2 separate regions of the Homo sapiens genome follow, and region 1 is linked to region 2. Evidence: chromatin loops called from intact Hi-C (ENCODE). Cell type or tissue: B cell. All regions are shown on one strand. Links, peaks and the distances in the headings refer to the core of each region. The heading gives the core; the rest is flanking DNA. Region 1 holds the start of SLC15A3 (solute carrier family 15 member 3). Region 2 holds the start of LOC124902677 (a long non-coding RNA gene).

Region 1 (10,271 bases), core at 1,028-9,027, 120 kb after region 2:
CTGGCTCCCCTTTGCCTTCCATCATGATTGCAAGCTTCCTGAGGCCTCACCAGAAGCAGATGCTGGCACTATGCTTCTTATGCAGCCTGCAGAACCATGAGCCAATTAAACCTCTTTTCTTTTTCTTCTTCTTCTTCTTTTTTTTTTTTTTTTGAGACAGAGTTTTGCTCTGTCTCCCAGGCTGGAGTGCAGTAGCACAATCTTGGCTCACTGTAACTTCCACCTCCCAGGTTCAAGCAGTTCTCCTGCCTCAGTCTCCTGAGTAGCTGGGATTACAGGTGCCCGCCACCACACCCGGCTAGTTTTTGTATTTTTAGTAGAGATGGGGTTTCACCATGTTGGCCAGGCTGGTTGTGAACTCCTGACCTAGTGATCTACCCGCTTCGGCCTCCCAAAGTGCTGAGATCACAGGCATGAGCCACCACGCCCAGCACCTCTTTTCTTTTCTTTATAATTACTCAGCCTCAAGTATTTCTTTACGGCCATGCAAGAACAGACTAACCCAGGATCCCAGCCTTGAAAAATCAGGGGAGACTACTCAGAAGAGGTTACATCTGGGTCAAGTCCTGAGGGATCAGTATTCATGAGTCATAGAAAGTTCTAGGCTAGAGGAGCAGCATGTGCCAAGTTCCAGATGAAAGGCGGCTGGAAGCTGACCATGGCTGAAGGCAGGGTGGGAGCAGGAGACATGGAGAGAGAGCAGTCAGAGATGAACTTGGGAGTTGGTCCGGAAGGGGTTAATCCTGGAGGGCCTGCAAAGTTGGACAAAGAAGTTGAGACTTTGTCCTAGAGAATCCAGAACCAGAGGGTGCCCTTTCAGGGTTTCAAGCACGCTGGCTTCAGTGCTGAACGTGAACCGAAAGGTCCTACTGCAGTGGTTCAGGAAGGGAATGCTGGCTGCCCAAACAGGGGCAGTGTTGTGGGGGTGAGAGAGAGATGGGTGGACACAAAACAGAATGACCAGGCAACATCAATGGAACTTAGGGGCAGGACCCTTGGGGATATCTGCAACAGGGGGCAGGCATGACTGCAATCCATTTTCTAAAAGGTGGGTGAGAATGAACACTTAATAAAATGATGTAAGAAGAAAAAACTATCTTTGGCAAAATGTTGCCTCCCCCTCCAGATCCCAGTCTGTGGATGGCCTCACTCCTCCTGGGTGCTAAGGGACAGGGAAGACAATATGAGGGTGTATCCTCTACTGTCATCCTCCCCACTGGGGGCCATGGCCTTCCACAAGCCAGTCCACAGTCTATGTCTCATCCTAAGCTGTGGCCCTGGGAATGTGCTGCTGATTCATTCTGGCCCCATCGGCTTGGAAAGGTGTCTGCTCTGTCCTACTCCTTTCAAGGCACCGGGCTGTCCTTGTAGTCATGGGGATGGGGCCAAACATCAGTTCTCAACCTTGTCCTGCCACAAGTAAATGATATTCCACGGGCAGCCACTTGTCTCCATTGGGAATGGGAATGATGTGTGGACAATTCAGCGGTAGGTTACCTGCAATTCCTGGTGCACCTGCTACACACCAGGGCATGCTGGGACTGACCACCCTGGAGTGAGCAGGATGTTAGGATTGGTCACTGCAGCATAAGAAGCTGCTGTGGATGAATGCCTGCATAGCAGTCAAAAAATTCCCCAGACTGTCACTGTCCTTCCCTCTACTTTGCCTCTCCTCAATCTGTGGCTATTATGCTTTTATCCAGGTGGCTCAATTTTTTAATTTTCACCTATTGTCAAGCCCAGGATCACCCTACAGGTGTAGAGAGTGGGTTGGCCAGGTATAAGAGAAATCTAAATTGTTCTGAAGGTGTGAGGCAGGCCTTGGCTAGATCTGGGGGATAACCTTGCCTCAACTGCAGGGGCCACCTCTTGGTCCTGCTTGCACAGTCTTGATGAGGCTGTGTGTATTTGATGCTCACCTGTGAACTATAAAACCTGTGGGCAACACAGCAGGATGGTGCCAGTGCATTACTAAGAAATTGTACCTGGAGAGTGAAAGTTGGATCAAGGTTTCATTGCTTCATTTTTTTCAACCACATAAAGTAATTGTGCTGGGTTTTAAAAGGTAGAGCTGGGGGCCTAAGTGGTTAGTCAAGTCCTACTTTTGAACTTCCTAAAATCTGACGTCTCTCACCCTGCCCTGGCAGAGTGCCATCAGGAGAATCTAGGAGACTCGAGAAGCCACTTCACCTAACATCCTCATTGTGATCTCTCTAAGAAAGCTCGCTGATGACGCAGCCCCTGTGCTTCTCACACTCAACAGTAGCTGTGTTAGATGCACAGGTAAAAAGGCTCATTTTCACCAGCCTCCAACCAAGGCATCTGCAGGGACACTTCAGCATGTCACCGCACCAGACAGTGTTGCTGCCCTTGGCTCTCTGTGAGCATGCAGGCCCAGAGATGCCAGATCCTCTGCAATTTCAGGAGTAGCCAAAAGTCCGGATCTTCATGCTAATACTTCTGATTTTTTTTTTTTTTTTGAGATAGAGTTTCGCTCTTGTCGTCCAGGCTGGAGTGCAATGGTGCGATCTGGGCTCACTGCAACCTCCGCCTCCTGGGTTCAAGCGATTCTCTTGCCTTAGCCTCCTGAGTAGCTGGGATTACAGGCCTGTGCCACCACGCCCGGCTAATTTTGTGTTTTCAGTAGAGATGGGGTTTCTCCATGTTGGTCAGGCTGGTCTCGAATTCCCGACCTCAGGCGATCCACCCACCTCGGCCTCCGAAAGTGCTGGGATTACAGGCGTGAGCCACCGTGCCCGGCCAATACTTCTGAATTTTTAAGGAGATAACTAAAACTTCAAAAATGTTTTAAAATTAAAAAACAATATGGCCGGGCACGGTGGCTCATGCCTATAATCCCAGCACTCTGGGAGGCCGAGGTAGGTGGATCACTTGAGGTCAGGAGTTTGAGGCCAGCCTGGCCACCATGGCGAAACCCCTTCTCTACTAAAAATACAAAAATTAGCTGGGCACGGTGGCGGGCACCTGTAGTCCCAGCTACTCGGGAGGCTGAGGCACGAGAATCTCTTGAACCCAGGATTCGGAGGTTGCAGTGAGCCGAGGTCACCCCACTGCACTCCAGCCTCCAGCCTGGGTGACACAGTGAGACTCCATCTCAAAAAAAAATAAAAATAAAAAAATAAAAAGAGAAACAGTAACAGAAGCTACAACAAAAACTAAACACCATGTAACTAAACACTATCAGAGCCAAACCACATAGACCTGTGGGTCACGGCCATGGCCCACCAGCTCTGGGGCTCCTCAGTTCTAAGATTCTGCTCTCCAGCTCCCTCCCACTGGTCATCAGTGTTGTGACTCGTGCCCTGGGTGACAGTCATGTCCGCTTTTGGAACATTACTTCCCCTATCTGCAAGAGGCAAGTCACCCCTACCTTCTCCCCAGCTAAATGTGTCCCCAGGACTTTCCCCAGTGAACCAGCCCAGCACCTGGCCCCCTGGTACCTTGGAGATGGAGGCTGGGCAGTAAGAAAGACGCTGGGCTGGGTGCGGTAGCTCACACCTGTAATCCCAGCACTTTTGAAGGCCAAGGCAGATGGATTACCTGAGGTCAGGCATTTGAGACCAGCCTGGCTGACATGGTGAAACCCCATCTCCACTAAAAAACACAAAAATTAGCCGGGCGTGGTGGCACACGCCTGTAATCCCAGCTACTCAGGAGGCTGAGGCAGGAGAATTGCTTGAGCCTGGGAGGCAGAGGTTGCAGTGAGCCGAGATCGTGCCACTGCACTCCAGGCTGGCCAACAGAGTGTGACTCTGTCTCAAAAAAAAAAAAAAAAAAAAAAAAAAAGATGCTGCACTCCTCTTTTCTTTGCTACTTTCCTCTCCTGGGTTTTTCTCTGCAGGCCACACTGCTTTTAGAAGCCTTTCCCTTCATCTACCACCCGCTGAACATCACCGATGGCAGGCCAGCACTCTCTCAGCTCTCTGGGTAAGACTCAGCTCTCTGGGCTAAGTCTGAGCTCATCTGCCAGCCTAGTGATCTTGCCAAGAGAGGAAGGAGCTGGATCTGATGTGATCTGAACTTCGTCACCATACCGTCACAGCTGATGACCTAAGCTTCCTCCAAGTCGAGGGATGGTGCAGCTCCATTGAAGTCTCCTCTTCTCTCCTCCAGGCTCTGCCCACCTCACGAGAGCACATGGTCCTGACTGCAGTGACTGCAGGAAGACCTGGGATGGAGGGCTTTGCTTTCTCACCATCCTCTTGGCCTGGCTTCTCTAACATGTTAAAAACTTACAGTGGCCCACAACTGTAATCCCAGGACTTTGGGAGGCCGAAGCAGGTGGATCATGAGGTCAGGAGTTTGAGACTAGCCTGACCAACATGGTGAAATCCCATCTCTACTGAAAATACAAAAATTAGCCAGGCGTGATGGCACGCGCTTGTAATCCCAGCTACTCAGAAGGCTGAGGCAGGAGAATTGCTTGAACTCAGGAAGTGGAGGTTGCAGTGAGCCGAGATTGTGCCACTGCATGGCAGCCTGGGCGACAGAGTGAGACTTCGTCTCAAAACAAACATACAAACAAACAACAACAACAAAAAATCCCTCGCTTTTTTGCTGGTATCTATAGTGCTTTTTTTGCTGGTATCTATAGCTTTTGTGAGACTCAGTTTATTTAGCTTTAGCTTTCCTGATATTATTATTCTTACAAATTTTGCCTTGGGACACTCTTTCCATTCATTGATTCAGGCAATACTTATTGAGCACCTACTATTTGCCAAGCACTGGGAAGCCATTGAGAATAAAACAGTGAAGAGTTAGAAAAGGTCTCTGATCTGATGGAGGGCCTATTCTACTGGTGCTAACTGAACAAGTAATATGTGCTCTGAAGACATTAAAACAAGACAATGTGATGGGGGATGCTGAGAATCCAGTAGGAAACTACTTAGATGGGAAAATCAGGGAAGGTCCCTACAAAGGAGACATATATGCTGAAACCTCAATAAAGAGAAGCAGCCAGCCATGCAAGGATATGGAGGGAGAGCAGTTATGGCAGAGGGGTCAGCAAAGACAAAGGCCCTGAGGCAGGGAGGAGCTTAGCATGGAAGGGGAACCTGGGAGGCCGGCTGGCTGGACTTGAGTGAACATGGGGCTGAGATGAGATCAGAGGAGAGCAGAGGCCAGATCCCCCGGGCTCCTAGGTCAGGGTGGGGCTGGTGCTTAGGAGTTCTGAGGCTGACTCTGATTTAGTCTGAGGTCGGTGTCCCTCTCAATCCCGACTCACTTGTGGTCCTCTATGGCCCGCAGGCTTGTTGAAAGTGCCCCACTTCCTTCCTCACAGCAGCCTCTGTGCAATCCGAATTGCGCTGTGAATTTCCCTGCCACTCAGGAGCCCGGGGCAGGGCTTCACCCCTAGTTCAGTTACCAGGAACCAATCTTTCTCCACCTTCCTGCCCTAGCCCCACTGGGTCTGTCTCTGCATCTGTGAAATGGCTGAGTGTGACCAAATGATGCAGGTAGCCTTTCCACTTCTTTCTACCCGTGGCGCCTCGGGTGGAGGCGTGGAGTTTGATTGGAAGAGGGTAAAGCAAAAGTGGAATCCTGGCGAGAAATGAAACTGAAAGAAAAAATTCCTCCTGGAATTTTTTGGCTCTAAGGAGGCCAGCAGCGGGGGTTTGGGGTAGGAGGCAGAGGTAGAGAAGGAGGGAGGTTTTTAGAAAGCTGACCGGGCAGGAGCCCTGTGACCCAGGCTTTCACTTCTCCTAAACACCCAGTAGCGCCATGTGATGCAGGCAGGGGACTGCGGATAGGGCCTGTGAAAGGGGAAGCGAGGGGAGCCCAGAGTTTCTCAAGAAGCCGAGAGAGGGACAGAGGCTGAGCCTGGGGGGAGGGCTGCAGGGGACTGAGAGGGGAGTGTAGGCAGTGGGGGTGAGGGGGACAGGGAGGAGGTGGAGAAGACGGCAAGGGGCAGCAGGGTGACTGGGGCAGAGGGAGCCCCCACCCCACGCCCAGGGCAGGCCAGGAGTCATAAGGAGAGGGGACAACAGGAAGGGGCGACAAACGGGGAGGGGAAAGGGAGGCGGAGGGGCAGCGAAGTGAAGCAGGGAGGGTCGCAGTGTGAACAAGAGTGCGAGGAAGGGTCAAGGTGGAGGGAGGAGAGGGGAGAGTTAGGGAGAAACAGCTGCAGGAGAGGCGCGGGGAGGAAGCCTTAGGGGTGGGGGAAGGGAGAGGGGAGTTGAGAATTAGGGAGGAGGTGGTAGAGTCCGGGTAGTGAGCGGAGGGACAGGAAGGGTAGGGCAAGAAAGGGAGAGGGGACAGGAGGGAAGGGTGGGCCAAAGCGGTGAGAAAGGAGGGCCAGCCAGTTGGGTGGGGGAGAGGGCCGAGGCCCGGGGGCAGGAGTGCAGGGCTCTGAGGCGGGGAGAGGAGAGGAGAGAAGAGCCGCGGGGGGCCCAGCCCGGAGCCAGGATGCCCGCGCCGCGCGCCCGGGAGCAGCCCCGCGTGCCCGGGGAGCGCCAGCCGCTGCTGCCTCGCGGTGCGCGGGGCCCTCGACGGTGGCGGCGGGCGGCGGGCGCGGCCGTGCTGCTGGTGGAGATGCTGGAGCGCGCCGCCTTCTTCGGCGTCACCGCCAACCTCGTGCTGTACCTCAACAGCACCAACTTCAACTGGACCGGCGAGCAGGCGACGCGCGCCGCGCTGGTATTCCTGGGCGCCTCCTACCTGCTGGCGCCCGTGGGCGGCTGGCTGGCCGACGTGTACCTGGGCCGCTACCGCGCGGTCGCGCTCAGCCTGCTGCTCTACCTGGCCGCCTCGGGCCTGCTGCCCGCCACCGCCTTCCCCGACGGCCGCAGCTCCTTCTGCGGAGAGATGCCCGCGTCGCCGCTGGGACCTGCCTGCCCCTCGGCCGGCTGCCCGCGCTCCTCGCCCAGCCCCTACTGCGCGCCCGTCCTCTACGCGGGCCTGCTGCTACTCGGCCTGGCCGCCAGCTCCGTCCGGAGCAACCTCACCTCCTTCGGTGCCGACCAGGTGAGTGGCAGGAGGCCTGCCCCGGCATACTCCGGCGGGTGTGGAGGGAAGGAGGGCTGGCCCCCAGCGTGACCTGGGACAAACCAGGTCCCCTGCCTGCACTAGTTTCCTGATTTGAAAGAAGAGGGGGGCTAGCCCTTGCAAAACCGATGGCAACCGCAGTGGGAATAACCATGGTTGTTTTTTTGTTTGTTTTATTTTTTGAGACGGAGTTTCACTCTGTCGCCCAGGCTGCAGTGCAATGGCGCGATCTCAGCGCACTGCAACCTCAGCCTCCCGGGTTCAAGCGATTATCCCTCCTTAGCCTCCAGAGTAGCTGGGATTACAGGGGCCTGCCACCACGCCCAACTAATTTTTGTAATTTTTTTTTTTTTTTAAGTAGAGGTGGGGTTTCACCATGTTGGTCTTGAACTCCTGACCTCAGGTGATCCACCTGCCTAGGCCTCCCAAAGTGCTGGGATTACAGGCATGAGCCACCACGCCAGGCAGGTTGGTCTTTTTTGAGCTACTTGCAGGCCCTATGCTAAGCACTTTCACTGTTTAACTGATTTAATACTCTTCACCACCCAGGAAGTAGGAATTATTATGCCCATTTTACAGAGAAAGACACTGAGAGGTTTCATGGCATTAATCAACTTGCCCAAGGTGACATGGAGGGTCGAGGAGCCGAGTAAAGGCAGCTGGACTCCAGGTCCCACCATGAACCTCCTCTCTGTGTGTTATGGGGATGTGCGGGCAGGGCAGGAGCAAGCCAGCTTCTTCCTACCAGCAGTGCTAGAGGCTGTCAGGCCGACTTGCTCAGATCCCAGCTCTGCCTTTCACTAGCTGGAGCCACATGGGCAAGAACTCATTTATATCCTGAATGGGCTGCCTGGTCTTCTCCCTTAGCTCAACCTCTGAGCCTTTCTCCGTTCCCCCTTGAACAGAGCATGGCACGTAGAAGAAATTTAATAAGTATTTGCTAAATGAATGAGTAAATGCCCAACAACACGGCTATATTTTGATAGCTGTTCCCAGTGGGATATTAGACAATAATTTAGACTAAAATGTAATATTATTAAAATAACCACATATGGTGTAAATGAGCAAAAGCAGGAGGCAGGACTGCATACAGATAGGACTGCAGCCATGTGGAAAGACGAGGTGTCAACGAAAGGAAACTGGAAAAAGATTGTCACAGTGGTATGATCAGGCCACTGGACTAATTGCACTTTCTTCTTGTCTCAGTTTATCAAATGTTCTTTGATTGCACATATTATACTCATAAAGGGGACATTTTTCAAAAGGATCGTTTCATCCAATTGGCACCCACAATTCAGCACCTAGCAGTTTCCAGTGTCCTTGACAAGGAGTCACTTGTCCAGCTTGTTTAGGATCCTTTGATGATGACTTCATGCCCCCAGGCCAGCCCTGGCCATCTCTTTTCTTTCTTTCTTTCTTTCTTTCTTTCTTTCTTTCTTTCTTTCTTTCTTTCTTTCTTTCTTTCTTTCCTTCTTTCTTTCTTTCTTCCTTTCTTTCTCTTTCTCTCTCTCTCTTTCTTTCTCTTTCTTTCTTTCTTTCTTTCTTTCCTTCTTTCTTTCTTTCTTCCTTTCTTTCTCTTTCTCTCTCTCTCTTTCTTTCTCTTTCTTTCCTTCTTTCCTTTCTTTCTTCCTTTCTTTTGACGGAGTCTCGCTCTGTTGCCTACGCTGGAGTGCAGAGGTGCGATCTCAGATCACTGCAACCTCCACCTCCCGGGCTCAAGCAATTCTCCCTGCCTCAGCCTCCCAAGTAGCTGGGATTATAGGTGCCCGCTACCACGCTGGCTAGTTTTTGTATTTTTTTAGGAGAGATGTGGTTTCGCCATGTTGGCCAGGCTGGTCTTGACTCCTGACCTCAGGTGATCCACCTGCCTCAGCCTCCCAAAGTGCTGGGATTACAGGCGTGAGCCACTGCGACCGGCCAGCCCTGACCGTTTCTTACTTCTTGTTGACATTCTTTCTGACCTAGAGACCCCCAATATTTGTCAATGGGAATCTCTCATCTTCCTTTAATCCTATTATTTCATTGACATCCCACTAGCACCCCCAACCCAGTACCCTTAACCTGTGTCATTGACCCTATTGACCTCCAGAGAGCCTCACCCATCTAGTACCCCCTGTGGCAAAACTGATCTTCTGGAGGCCAGGCCACTGAGCAGAGCCTCCCGTGGCATCAACAGGGCCAGAAGCTCCTGTACGTTCTCCCCTTGGCTGGGCACGAACTTTGGGTGGAGCAAAGGCAGGCCACAAGGCCTCATGAAGTCGGGACCTGATCCCTAGGACAGTGCAGAAACACCAAAATGATTTGAGGCAGGAATGGACATCACTGGATTTGAGCTCTTCAAAAATGGCTCCGGCTGCAGTGTAGATAGCATATGGGTTAACAAGAGTGGGTACTTCACAACAGGCAGGAAGCGGCTGCAGAATTCAGGGGGGCAGTCAGATGGGGATGTGGGGGTGGGTGGGACTGGCACCATCTGGCAACAGCTATACCCCAGGAGCTGCGTGTTTCACATACTTGCTGATTTCAGAAAGGGCCATCCATCACTCTCGACAAAGCATCTGCTCATTCTAAAAGAACTCATTTATATCCTGAATGGGCTGCCTGGTCTTCCCCCTTAGAGTTACAATAGTCACATTCATTTACTTCCAATTAATAAATGGAAGTGGCTGCTTCTAATGGGACCTATTCAATTTTCTGCTTGAAAGTCTAGAGCGAGAATTATCAGTGAGCTGGTATGCCCCTCCCTCCCCACTTCCAGGAGGACCCCGCAGAATCTCCAATGGAATGCGGGTTTAAGTGCATCTGTGTGGACTATAATTTTACATTTGAAAAAGGAAAAATAAATACTTGTCTTTTCCCCAATGCAACTACAGAAAGTAAAGTTTGACAAAATCGCCCTAGCTAGTGGAAATATAAATCTCTACTTGAAAGGCAGTAATGGATCCTGAGATTTGCAGGGGCATGGAAAGGGTGACTGGTTTAGCAATGTAGAGAAGTATTTATTCTCTCCATTGAAATGGCCCCTAGTCCTCACTGCTTTTTTTTTAAATGCAGATGCCCAGGTCCTGCCCCAGACCTGCTGAGTCAGAATCTGGGACCTGGGCCTGGGAGATTTGGAAGCAGCTAGTGCAGCTGACTGGAGCCAACAGACCAGAAGGGGCCTGGGGCCTGGCTGTTGCTGATTGATCCAAATTCTGGGTAAAGATTTTCAGCCCATCTGCCCTTGCTGGGAGGCCTGAAAAAAAACGTTTTTTTCACCAGGCCAG
Region 2 (10,271 bases), core at 734-8,733:
TTATGTCATTCTCTTTAATATCTGCACAGCCATCCATAACATGAATGTGCAATAATTTTTTTTTGAGATGGGGGTCTTGCTATGTTGCCCAAGCTGGGCTCAAACTCCTGGCCTCAAGCAATCCTCCCACCTCAGCCTCCCGAGTAGCTGGGACTACCATGATTTATTTTATCCTTCTTTATCATTCATCAACAATTTGTCTGCCTGTTACAAGGAGAGCACAGCAAACATGTCTTTAGGCACCTGTGTTTAGTATCTTGTAGGATGGATTTCCAGATATGATGCTGCTGCATGGATATGAACATTTAAAAATATTGAAAGATAATGCCCAAGTTGTTCTTTTAAGAAAGCTGAACCATTGACATTATTACTGTCAAGGAAGAAAAGCTTTGATTACCTTCCACGTCCTCAATTCTGAATGTTACCAATATTTTTTGACTTTTACTAATATGGTAGGTATAAAATATCATGAGTTTTAAATTTTTATTACTTTAATTAGTAGAGAGATTGAACACTTTTTAAATATGTTTTGCATCCACAAAACATTTGTGTTTCTTCATTGGTTATCTATTCATATTCTTTACCTGTTTTGGTGGGGGTTGTCAGTCCTTTCCTGGTGGATTTGTAGGTGCTCTTTATATATAATGGATATTAATCCTTAGTCTGTTGCATGTGTTGAAAATATTTTCTCCCAGACTGTCATTTGTTTTCTACTATTTATTTTTTATGATATCTTCCACTATTCATACATTTTAAATTTTCATGGGGTCCAAATTCTTTCTCTTCAGGATTTTTAGTTTTTATACTATGCTAAGAAAGACATTTTCCACATTCAAGTTATAAAAAATTTTTCCCCTATATTTTCTTCTAGTGTCTTTTTTTATTACACAAATCTTTAATCCAATTGTACTTTATTTTTGAGTAGGTGTGAGATGTGACTTGTTTTAATTATTTAAAATTAACTCTAAAGTTTTTTATTTTTCAGTTTGTTTTCCCCAAAAAGAGAACAGCTGCTTCAACATCACTTTTTGAAAATTCCAGGTTTCCTTCCACTGCTTAGGATTAGCACTACATCATTGAATTTTAAAATAAATGAGATGAATTTCCTTTTCTGAATTCTTCCTTCTTTTCCATTAATTAATCTGTTCCTAAAATGGTATACCCAGTTTTAAATTGTGTAAATCTTTAGATTGAACTATAATCTTATTATGGGAAAGGACATTACTCGTCTGCTTCTAACACTTCTTAGCTATCCTTCTTCATTTTCAAATAAATTTGTCAGATCTCCCCAACTCCCCCCAATCCCATTAGATTTAAAGTTCAGTGAATTTCTGGATTGATTTGAAGTAGAATCAACATGTTTACAATATTGAGCCTTTCCACCAAGGATCTGATATTAGACTAAATACAGTTTATTCTCTTGGGTTCAATTTCCCCATTGGTAAAGAGAGGAGGTTGGATTCGATTTGAAGTTTCCTTCAGGCTCTATAATGAAAATCAACAATAACAGCAACAATGATGACAGCAGTCATTATCAGGCCTAAAGCCAGGCTGGACACGAGGGGAGAAAGCTATGGAAGACATAATCCCCATTCCCCAGGAGTTTTTCATCCAGAGGGAAGATGTAGCATGTATGAGAAATTTTGACCCAAATGTTCAGTTAATGTGTTTCAGATTCATGGGCAGAAGTAGATTTTTTAAAAAGAAAAAGCCATTAATAAATGGCTGGAGGGAGCTGCAGCTGTCAATCTGGCCAAAAACATTGTTGAGAATGCTTTGTGCGTGGAAACTTTTTTCACTATTTTTAGTGAAATCAAAATATGAAAAAAGGGAAATAAATTTAGTAAAAATAAAAATAACAATGGTGCCTGTATCTAAAAATTCCTAGCCCACCCCACACCTTATTTTAGTGGCTTTCTATTTTTATTTTGTATTTTTATTTTTCTTTGAGACAGAATCTTGCTCCGTCACCCAGGCTGGAGTCCAGTAGCACGATCATGGTTCAATGCAATCTCTGCTTCCTGGGTTCAAGTGATTCTCCTGCCTCAGCTTCCTGAGTAGCTGGGATTACAGGTATGCACCACTACGCCTGGCTAATTTTTGTATTTTTAGTAGAGATGGGGTTTCACCATGTTGGACAGGCTGGTCTTAAACTCCTGGCCTCAAGTGAACCACCCTCCTCGGCCTCCCAAAGTGCTGGGATTACAGGCGTGAGCCACTGCGCCCAGCCTTTCTATTTTTAGTGACCAGCTAGTTTGGCTGAGTGTTTGCCTCTGACACAGTAAGAATGTGTCCAGGCTTGGACTCAGAGCTTCTCAGGATCAGATGAAACCTTGGAGACCAAACTCTATCGTGCGGATCAGGAAAATGAGTCCCAGAGAAGGGAAGGGACTTCCCCAAGGTCACACAGCAAATTAGAGGCAGGAGGACTCCTGAAGGCGCTGTGGGTGCCTTGTGGTTTATCCTGTTTCCCTCCTGGCCTCTGGAATTTGGGGCACAATTCTTCTCTGTCAGGGACAATTGCAACCCTGGCCGCCCCAACTCCCAGATGGGGAGCATGAGGGTCGATGGAGGGTCTGGTGGGTGGGGAGTGGGGACTGTGCCCCAGTAGAGCAAGCTGCTACCACTTCCTGCTGATTCAGGCCTCTTGGGAAGCCCTGACTTTTATCGCCAAAACTCCCCGTGGTGCACCGTACGTGAGGCCTGGAGCCCTGGCTTCGGATCCCGGATTGGATTCTGACCTGAGCCTGAGCAAGTCTTCTCTCTCTGGGCCTGCAGAAAGAGGACACCTGAGCAGATGGCTTCCATGTCTTCCTACCAGGGTTCCCGCCCACTGGAGCCAGCTGGGCTGTTTTATGGTGTCTGCCAAGGGTTGGGTCTTCAGCTCTGTGTGTCCATCCTGGTGGTCTGGGTGTGACCACAGTCCGAGTGTGTGTGATGGAAGGTGATGGTTTGGCAGTGGTGACTGAAGTGGGCTCCAGGGTCGTGGCAGAAGATCAGGGAGGAGGGGCACAACAGCCTCACAGTCACGCTCACTGTGAAGCCATCTTGATGCACCGAGAGGCCCATCTCCCAGAAGTGCCCAGCCCCCTGGCATCTGGCCACATGCACAGGGGACCAAGCTGTGCCCAAAGAGAGCTAAGTCTCCCAAGTGACTCAGTCTAACAGAAGTCCTTGACTGGTGTCCTCACCTGGCAGGCGGGGAGCTGGCGGAGAATGGGACTTGGGCCTTATGATCTGAACTCCTGTGGACTGGCCCTCACCCTCTAAAGGCAGGAGACTGAAGCCCAGCAATATTGTCATCACCTCCCTCTGGTGAGACTGCCCCAGGCGGGCCCCACTTCTTCCCAGAAGCTGACTCCCCCTTCCTCTGCACGATGAGGAGGAGTCCTCTGGCTTGTCTAGTAACCAGGCCTCAGGCATTCCCGACTCAGTCTTTCCCTCTTCTCTCTCTTTAAAAATAGCTTCTTTGTTTGGAACACAGCTGCACCTCCACCCGCTGAGAAGCCCAGCTCACGTTGAAGACATTTCTTTCCAAAGTAGTAACATAGGTCATCTTTGCGGATGGCTCATTCATTCATTCATCCTTTCGCTTAATAAGCGAGTACTAAGCACCTGGCCTGGGCTGGGCACCCTGAGTACAAAGTGGATAGAACACAGTCCACCTCATGGATCCAGATTCTACCTGGAAGCCTGGCTTTCCTTTGCTGGTGGCTGTAAGGGGTTTGGTAAGGGGTTTCCTCCAGGCTGTTGGGGACCTGCCCAAACATTCCTTAAAGAGCAGTGGGATCCTATCTGGAGGCCCTGCCATGGGTGTGGCCCTGGAGACCTGCAGGGGAATCCATGGGTCGAGGCCACCTGCTGGCTCTTGCTTCAGACCCTGTCCCCTAAAGCAGGACCGGCTCCATCCCCACAAGGCCCACTGGGCATGTCCCACTCGCAGGCCTCTTCTGCCTGTGATCACCGGCTTTTGGTTAATGGCAGTGACAGTGCGGCTGAGCCCTGGTCACCGTGAGGGCCACACTGCCCTGTCAGTCAGGGTGGCCCCCTGAGTCACGTTCACATTTGCTGAAGGAGCCTCTAGTCCTCACCTCTGGTGGGTGTCTCTCCTCCCTCAGAGCCGCCACCACCACCAGCTCTGCAGGAAGTGGTTCTTTTCTCTCTGTTTCTCCCCCCTCAGTCACACACAGAGGCTTGGATGGAGGTGTCAGGCCCTCAGCTTCGGAGGCTTAGAGGCTGCCTTCAGTGGGCAGGTGCTGGGTCTGGCTGGAGAGAGGGCCCTGGTGGGCTTGGCCCATCGGGGAAGTCTCTGGAGCATTTAAATTTGTTTTTCTAAAATGCATGCACCTTTACTGTTTTATTTACTAAAAATATTGATATATGCTAGTCGTAAAATTATTCATAGTGGAACAGGAATGAAAAGAAATTAAAAACTGTGTAATCAAAAACTCAGCTGAATGTAAGAAAACCCAGTTCCCCTTGAGGAAGAGAAAGGGCTGGAGTCCTTTAAAATTAACTGCCTGTTTTTCTTTCTGTGGCCAGTGAGACTTATCTCTCCCTTTCCCAGGCATTGTGAAGACTCTGTTTCTCTAGCTGTGCAGCTTCAAGGTCACTTGACAGATAATCTCAAGTCGTAAAACATGTTGTTCCTTAAAAAGTAAGAAATGATGTAATGCATGTCTCAGTTGAATAACTGTCTTTGTTTCTCACTTCTGTAATATGCTTCCCTCTGCACAGATTACCCCCCCCGCCCCCGCCCAACAAAATGCTTAAAAGGTAACCGGACTCTTTGTTTGGGGCTCAGTCCTTTGGATGTTAATCCGACTGGTTTGGTGCACCTAAATAATTACATAATTCTTCCTCAACCCCTCAGTCTCTCTGATTCCTTAATTATCCCACAGCAATAGAATACAGAAAAGAATGAAAAAGAGAGTGAGCTCCCTCTAGGCTCACTAGCAGCAGTCACCATTACTGCACCTGATATACTTCCTCCTAGACACTTTTTTTTTCTTTGAGATGGAGTCTTGCTCTGTTGCCCAGGCTGGAGTGCAATGGTGCGATCTTGGCTCACCGCAAGCTCCGCCTCTCGGGTTCATGCCATTCTCCTGCCTCAGCCTCCCTAGTAGCTGGGACTACAGGTGCCCGCCACCACACTCAGCTAATTTTTTGTATTTTTTAGTAGAGATGGGGTTTCACCGTGTTAGCCAGGATGGTCTCAATCTCCTGACCCTGTGATCCACCCACCTCGGCCTCCCAAAGTGCTGGGATTACAGGTGTGAGCCACCACGCCTGGCCCTAGACACTTTTCTTTGCAAACACGTACATTTAAAAAAAACACACACACACGAATGGGCCCATACAACACAGAATTTTAGGCTCAATGTCATTGCCGGCTTTCCGAGTTAGGAAATGTAGGTGCACATTCATTGTTTTCAAGGGAGTCATGGCGTATAAATCCCATTCCCCTATCTGGGGACACTGAGAAGGTTTCCATTGTCCTCCTCTCACCAGCACTGCTCTGCCAAGCACCCCGTATAGCTAACCCTCACTGTTCTGTGTACACTCTTTCCCTGATGGCTTTGCAATAAACCTCTAGGTGTAGGGCTATGGGGTCATGGGGACATGCACTTAAAAAGCTCAGGGTATTATTGCCTCCTGTGTTTTCAGCAGAATCTGCTTTAGGTTGGTTGAGGGGAACCCAAACAGAATCCCCTTCTGTCCTCCCAGGCCCCCTTGAACCCTTTAATCCCTTCTGCACCCCCTCCCCAGTCCCAGTCTTCTTGTTGCTGGTGGACTCATTTTCCCCTGTTGCAAGAGCCTCACTGGTTTTGTCTGTCCTCCATCCAGCACCGTCGTTGTCATCACGATTGGCTTGCAGTGCTGGCCTGGAGGAAGCAGGTGGTAGGGACAGGGTGAATCTGAGCAATGACCAAGCTTGCTGTCAGGATGGGTGTTCTCCTCCCTTCTAAGCTGTGTGTCTTTGGGCTGTTGCCTGGCTCTCCCAGCCTACGCAACAAGGATGCTGAAACCTTACAGGGCTTCAAAGCTATTTGTACATTGTCAAAGGCAGGGCAGATGTGAGGGAGACAGATGATGAAGGAGGCAAGAGGCATCTTGAGGCTTGGAACTGATGGATCTCTTGTTCCCACCACTAAGGGGACACAGGGACCTGCTGGAGACACACTGGGTACCTGGAGTTCTGCCCTGAGGGGGGCACTGAGGGGCCAGAAGAAAGGGGGAGAGCTTTGCTGTCAAGCCTGTGGTTCCAGAGGGAGGTCACTGATCCTGATTCATTCACTTATTCAATAACTTACTAGGTGCCTGCTATGCACGAGGCACTGTCCTTGGTGTTGGGAGACATGGCAAGAACAAAACAGACCCCAAACTTTCCTGCCCTCATGCTCCTTACAGTCTAACCTGGGGCAACTGACAATGAACAAAATAAATAAGTAAAAATATATTGTGTGTCCAGTGGCAATAAATGCTACGGAAGAGACTAAAACAGGAGAAGAGAAGGGGGAAGGGGGAGGGAGGGGTGGCGATTTAAATAGGGCTGTCCAGGAAGGCTCCACCCAAGGCGAGGAAGGGAGTTGAGGGCTCTCCAGGGGAAGAGCCTTCCAGCCCAGGACCAGCAAAGGCCCTGAGGCTGTCCAGTGTGTCCGATGGCCAGCGTGACCCAAGTGGTGTGAGCAGGTAGAGCAGTAGGCTGTGAGGTGGGAGACGTCATGGGTGCCTTTTACATGGGATCACTCCACATCCAGCAGGGAGAACACCCGGAAGGGAATGAGGGCAGGAAGCAGGAAGGCAGGTGAGGAGGCAGAGAGGACGGTGGCCAGGATCAGGGCGGTCGCAGTGGAGGGGGTGGGAGGTGGCCAGAGTCTGACTACATCTCGAAGGCAGAACCCATAGGATTTCTGGCTGGATTGCAGCTGGGATGTGAGAGAAAGAGGAGTCACAGGTGACACCACAGTTTTTGGCCAGAGCACCTGGAAGGATGGAGAAGCCCTGTCTTGAGATAGGGATGGTCAGGAGTTTGCTTTTGGCCATATGACACTTGAGATGCTCTCGGACACCCAAGTGGAGATGCTGAGCAGACAGGGCTGGGTATGAGTCTGGGGCCCAAGGTGGGTGGGGAGAAAGAGAGAGAGAGAGAGATCCAAGCTGGGAACATATTGGTGTTACCACGGTGGATTGGGAGGGATGGGGGTCGTTGGCAGCAGCGCACGTGAAGTCACTGCCACTGCCTGGCCTTTCTCTGCCCCTCAGTCGTGCCTCAGAGAAGAGAGGCAGACATATCTGCCCCGGAGCCCACCCAACTTGGCCCGCCTGCCATTCCCCTCCCCACCTCCCCTCCTGCCTTCCTTTCGTAGTCACCTGTTGTCTAAGTGTGGGCTGGGGGAGGGCGTTGCTGTTTTGGGTTCTCTCTGCCCCCCACTGAACAGAGGAGAGTGCACGGGAGGCCATCAACGCCAGCCCCATCAATCTCGAAAACTAGGTCACGCTGGAGCCTGGGGCCTCCACACTGGGCTCCAGCCACATCTGTCATTGACCTGAGACTCATGCATCCCTGCTCCTGGCAGGCACCATCTGTCACCCACAGCTCCTCTGTCTGTGCTCAGGATGCAGAATGGCCGACTCCTTTGCTGGTTCCAAGCACAGGCCATGGAAAGGGGCCTTGTGTTCATTGCATTTTTCACAGAGAGACTTATTCCCCAGGCTGACTGTCCACTGTGACCACCAGGAAGTTCAGTGGGTTTGCAAGGGCCCCAGTCTCCTATTTCAAGCTATCCTCCTGCCTGGGCCTCCCAAAGTGTTGGGATTATAGGCATGAGCCACTGTGCCCAGCCATAATCAGTGCTTCATACCATCAGATCTGGTATGTGGATTGAAACCTGTTTGTTAACTCGGATCTACACAGAGCCAAGCAGTACAAGAACTTGGAAACTTGGTTGAGTTTTTTAATCTTTTATCCAGGTTTTATCCAGGTTTTAACCTAGATGCTCACTGGGTAGAATTTAAGAGCTCAGGGAAGATTCAGAACCCAGGCAAAACTGTTTCTGGCTGAAGCTTTTCGTCATTTGATCAAGCATATGTAAGGTTAGCTCTGAAAAAGAAGTGTAAACACTGTTAATGATTTTTAAAAATGTAAAACTTTTTTTATATATATTGCATGCACACACACGCCCACACACCCACACACACATACACCGTGTAACCTCCACCCAGCTCAAGATCTAGAACATTTTCATCCCCCATTAAGGTTCCCTAGAGCCTCTCCTATCAGCCGCCCCCTCCCACCAAGAGCTAAGCACTGTTCTGGTCTCTCACTATGGGTCTGTTCTCCAGCTTTCCGTAAGTAGTGTTTTGAATTGCAGCGTATGGACTCTTCTGTGCCTGGCCTCTTCAGCTCCTCATTATACCCATGAAATTCATCCGTGTTTGAGTGTAGCAGGAGTTCCTGCTTTTTAGTTGCTGTGTTGTGCTTTATTGTATGAATACCACATTTTTTTAGTGCTAATGATTTTACTTAAGCAACCTGAAGACGTAGATACTGTGTCTTTTTCAGGATTGTAGCCACAGAGCCTGGCACGGACTTTGTCGAATGAATGAATGAATGAATGAATGAATGAATTGCATTATTGCTCTTACTTTCAGTGGGCTTTAGCCGGGGCTGGGTTCTATCCTCACAGTGTGGCATTGTCACCATATTCATAGACTGCCTCTCGGTCATGCTGGGCTTCTCTATCGAGGGCCTAGTAGTTGCTCATGAAAAGCTCTGGGGAGGACCTCTGGTCCGCAGTCCCTGCCCCACCCCTGCTCTGGCCAGGGCCTGTCCTCTCTATCAGCCCCGTGGCAGAGCACCACCTTGTTATAATCCTGGTTCTGGGGTTGCTTGAGCAATTAACTGATGTGAGCCCTTTCCTTACCTTGGGGAAAGGGATGGAGACATTCCTGTATCGTGTAACCTGAAGTCATCAATGCTTGCTGCAGGGGGGAGGTGCCCAAATCAGAGAGAGGGACTGGACCCAGAGCCCCGCTGTGTGACAGTGGCCACACCACTGCCCTCTCTGGGCCTTGCTTCCCTCAGCACAGAGAGCCTGGCTTTGTCTCACTTCGAGTTCTTTCAGGGCTTTGGTTCACCTTTGCCACAGTTGGCTTGGGAGCCTGTAGGATGGGACAGGTGGGTGATGTTCCAGAATGTTCTGCCTCTGTTAGCTGTTGGGATGGGCCAATGGATCCCGAAGCTGCGGTCCCAGAGTTGCCTCTCCTGGCAGAAACCTGTTGCTCAGCCACGCATGTTGCCGATTGGGCCACATCCCCCAGCTCTGCCCCGGCCCTCGTCTTTGATGGTGAAATGTGAAATCAGGAAGCGGCGAGCTCTTGAGTGAAGTTGTATCGAAATGAATCCATCAAGGCAAATGGGATCTTGATTTTTCTTCTGTTCCGTGGTTGCTGTTTCCTGAGTTGGAAACGCGAAAGGTGACAGGGTGCTTTCAATAGAAAACGGAGTGAGATGGATGATGGAGTGAACGTGGAGTGGGCATGCGAACATGAGGCCCTTGGTGGGGAAACGGGTGCCTCCGACAGGCACTGCACCTTCCAGCTGCGTGCACTGAGGCTGGTCTACGCAGGCCAGACATCTGGGGGGGCCCAAGTGAAGAGAGGCAGAATGTCTAGGTCAAGTTTGTCCAACCCGCATCCCAGGACGGCTTTGAGTGTGGCCCAACACAAATTTGTAAACTTTCTTAAAACATTACGAGATTTTTGTGTGTGTGAATTTTTAGCTTATCAGCCATCGTTAGTGTCAGTATATTTCTTTTTTCTTTTCTTTTTGTTTTGTTTTGTTTTGAGATGGAATCTCACTCTTGTCGCCAGACTGGAGTGCAGTGGCGTGATCTCAGCTCACTGCAACCTCTGCCTCCTGGGTTCAAGGGATTCTCCGGCCTCAGCCTCCCGAGTAGCTGGGATTACAGACGCCAGCCATCATGCCCAGCTACTTTTTGTATTTTCAGTTGAGACGGCCAGGCTGCATGTTGGCTAGGCTGGTGTTGAACTCCTGACCTCAGGTGATCCGCCCGCTTTGGCCTCCCAAAGTGCTGGGATTACAAGCATGAGCCACCGCGCCCTGCCGTGTCAGTGTATTTCATGCGTGGCCCAAGATAATTCTCCCAGTGTGGCCCACGGAAGCCAAAAGCTTGGACAACCCTGGCCTAGGTGTTTTGTCTACACAGTAACAAATATGCAACACGCATATGACTGCTCTGTGTGCT

Evidence for each region. Peaks named below come from ENCODE experiments on the same cell type or tissue, not always from the same donor. Only the 100,000 strongest peaks of a DNase experiment are listed, where the experiment ranks them.
Region 1: it touches region 2 in a loop (9-fold over the local background); 3 of 110 quality-filtered maps call a loop at or near these places.

What each region holds. Positions count from the first base shown.
Region 1 is chr11:60,947,707-60,957,977 of GRCh38, reverse strand. It overlaps SLC15A3 (solute carrier family 15 member 3), which reads left to right and starts at 5,802. Exons shown (of 8, transcript NM_016582.3): 1 at 5,802-6,984. The coding sequence starts at 6,427. RefSeq lists an enhancer at 5,490-5,629 and silencers at 5,810-6,039, 6,360-6,519. In B cell, for the core only: CTCF peaks have their summits at 8,328 and 8,667; DNase peaks (open chromatin) are centred at 3,357, 5,397, 5,757, 6,547 and 2 weaker places; H3K4me3 peaks cover 3,542 bases; H3K27ac peaks cover 6,147 bases.
Region 2 is chr11:61,065,264-61,075,534 of GRCh38, reverse strand. It overlaps LINC02954 (long intergenic non-protein coding RNA 2954), which reads right to left. Exons shown (of 4, transcript NR_186234.1): 4 at 7,938-8,104. The region is part of intron 1 of LOC105369325 (a long non-coding RNA gene); the gene reads left to right. LOC124902677 (a long non-coding RNA gene) reads right to left here and starts at 1,823. Exons shown (of 2, transcript XR_007062690.1): 1 at 1-1,823. In B cell, for the core only: no CTCF peak of the experiment used is centred there; DNase peaks (open chromatin) are centred at 2,754, 4,154 and 4,844; H3K4me3 peaks cover 1,027 bases; H3K27ac peaks cover 3,986 bases.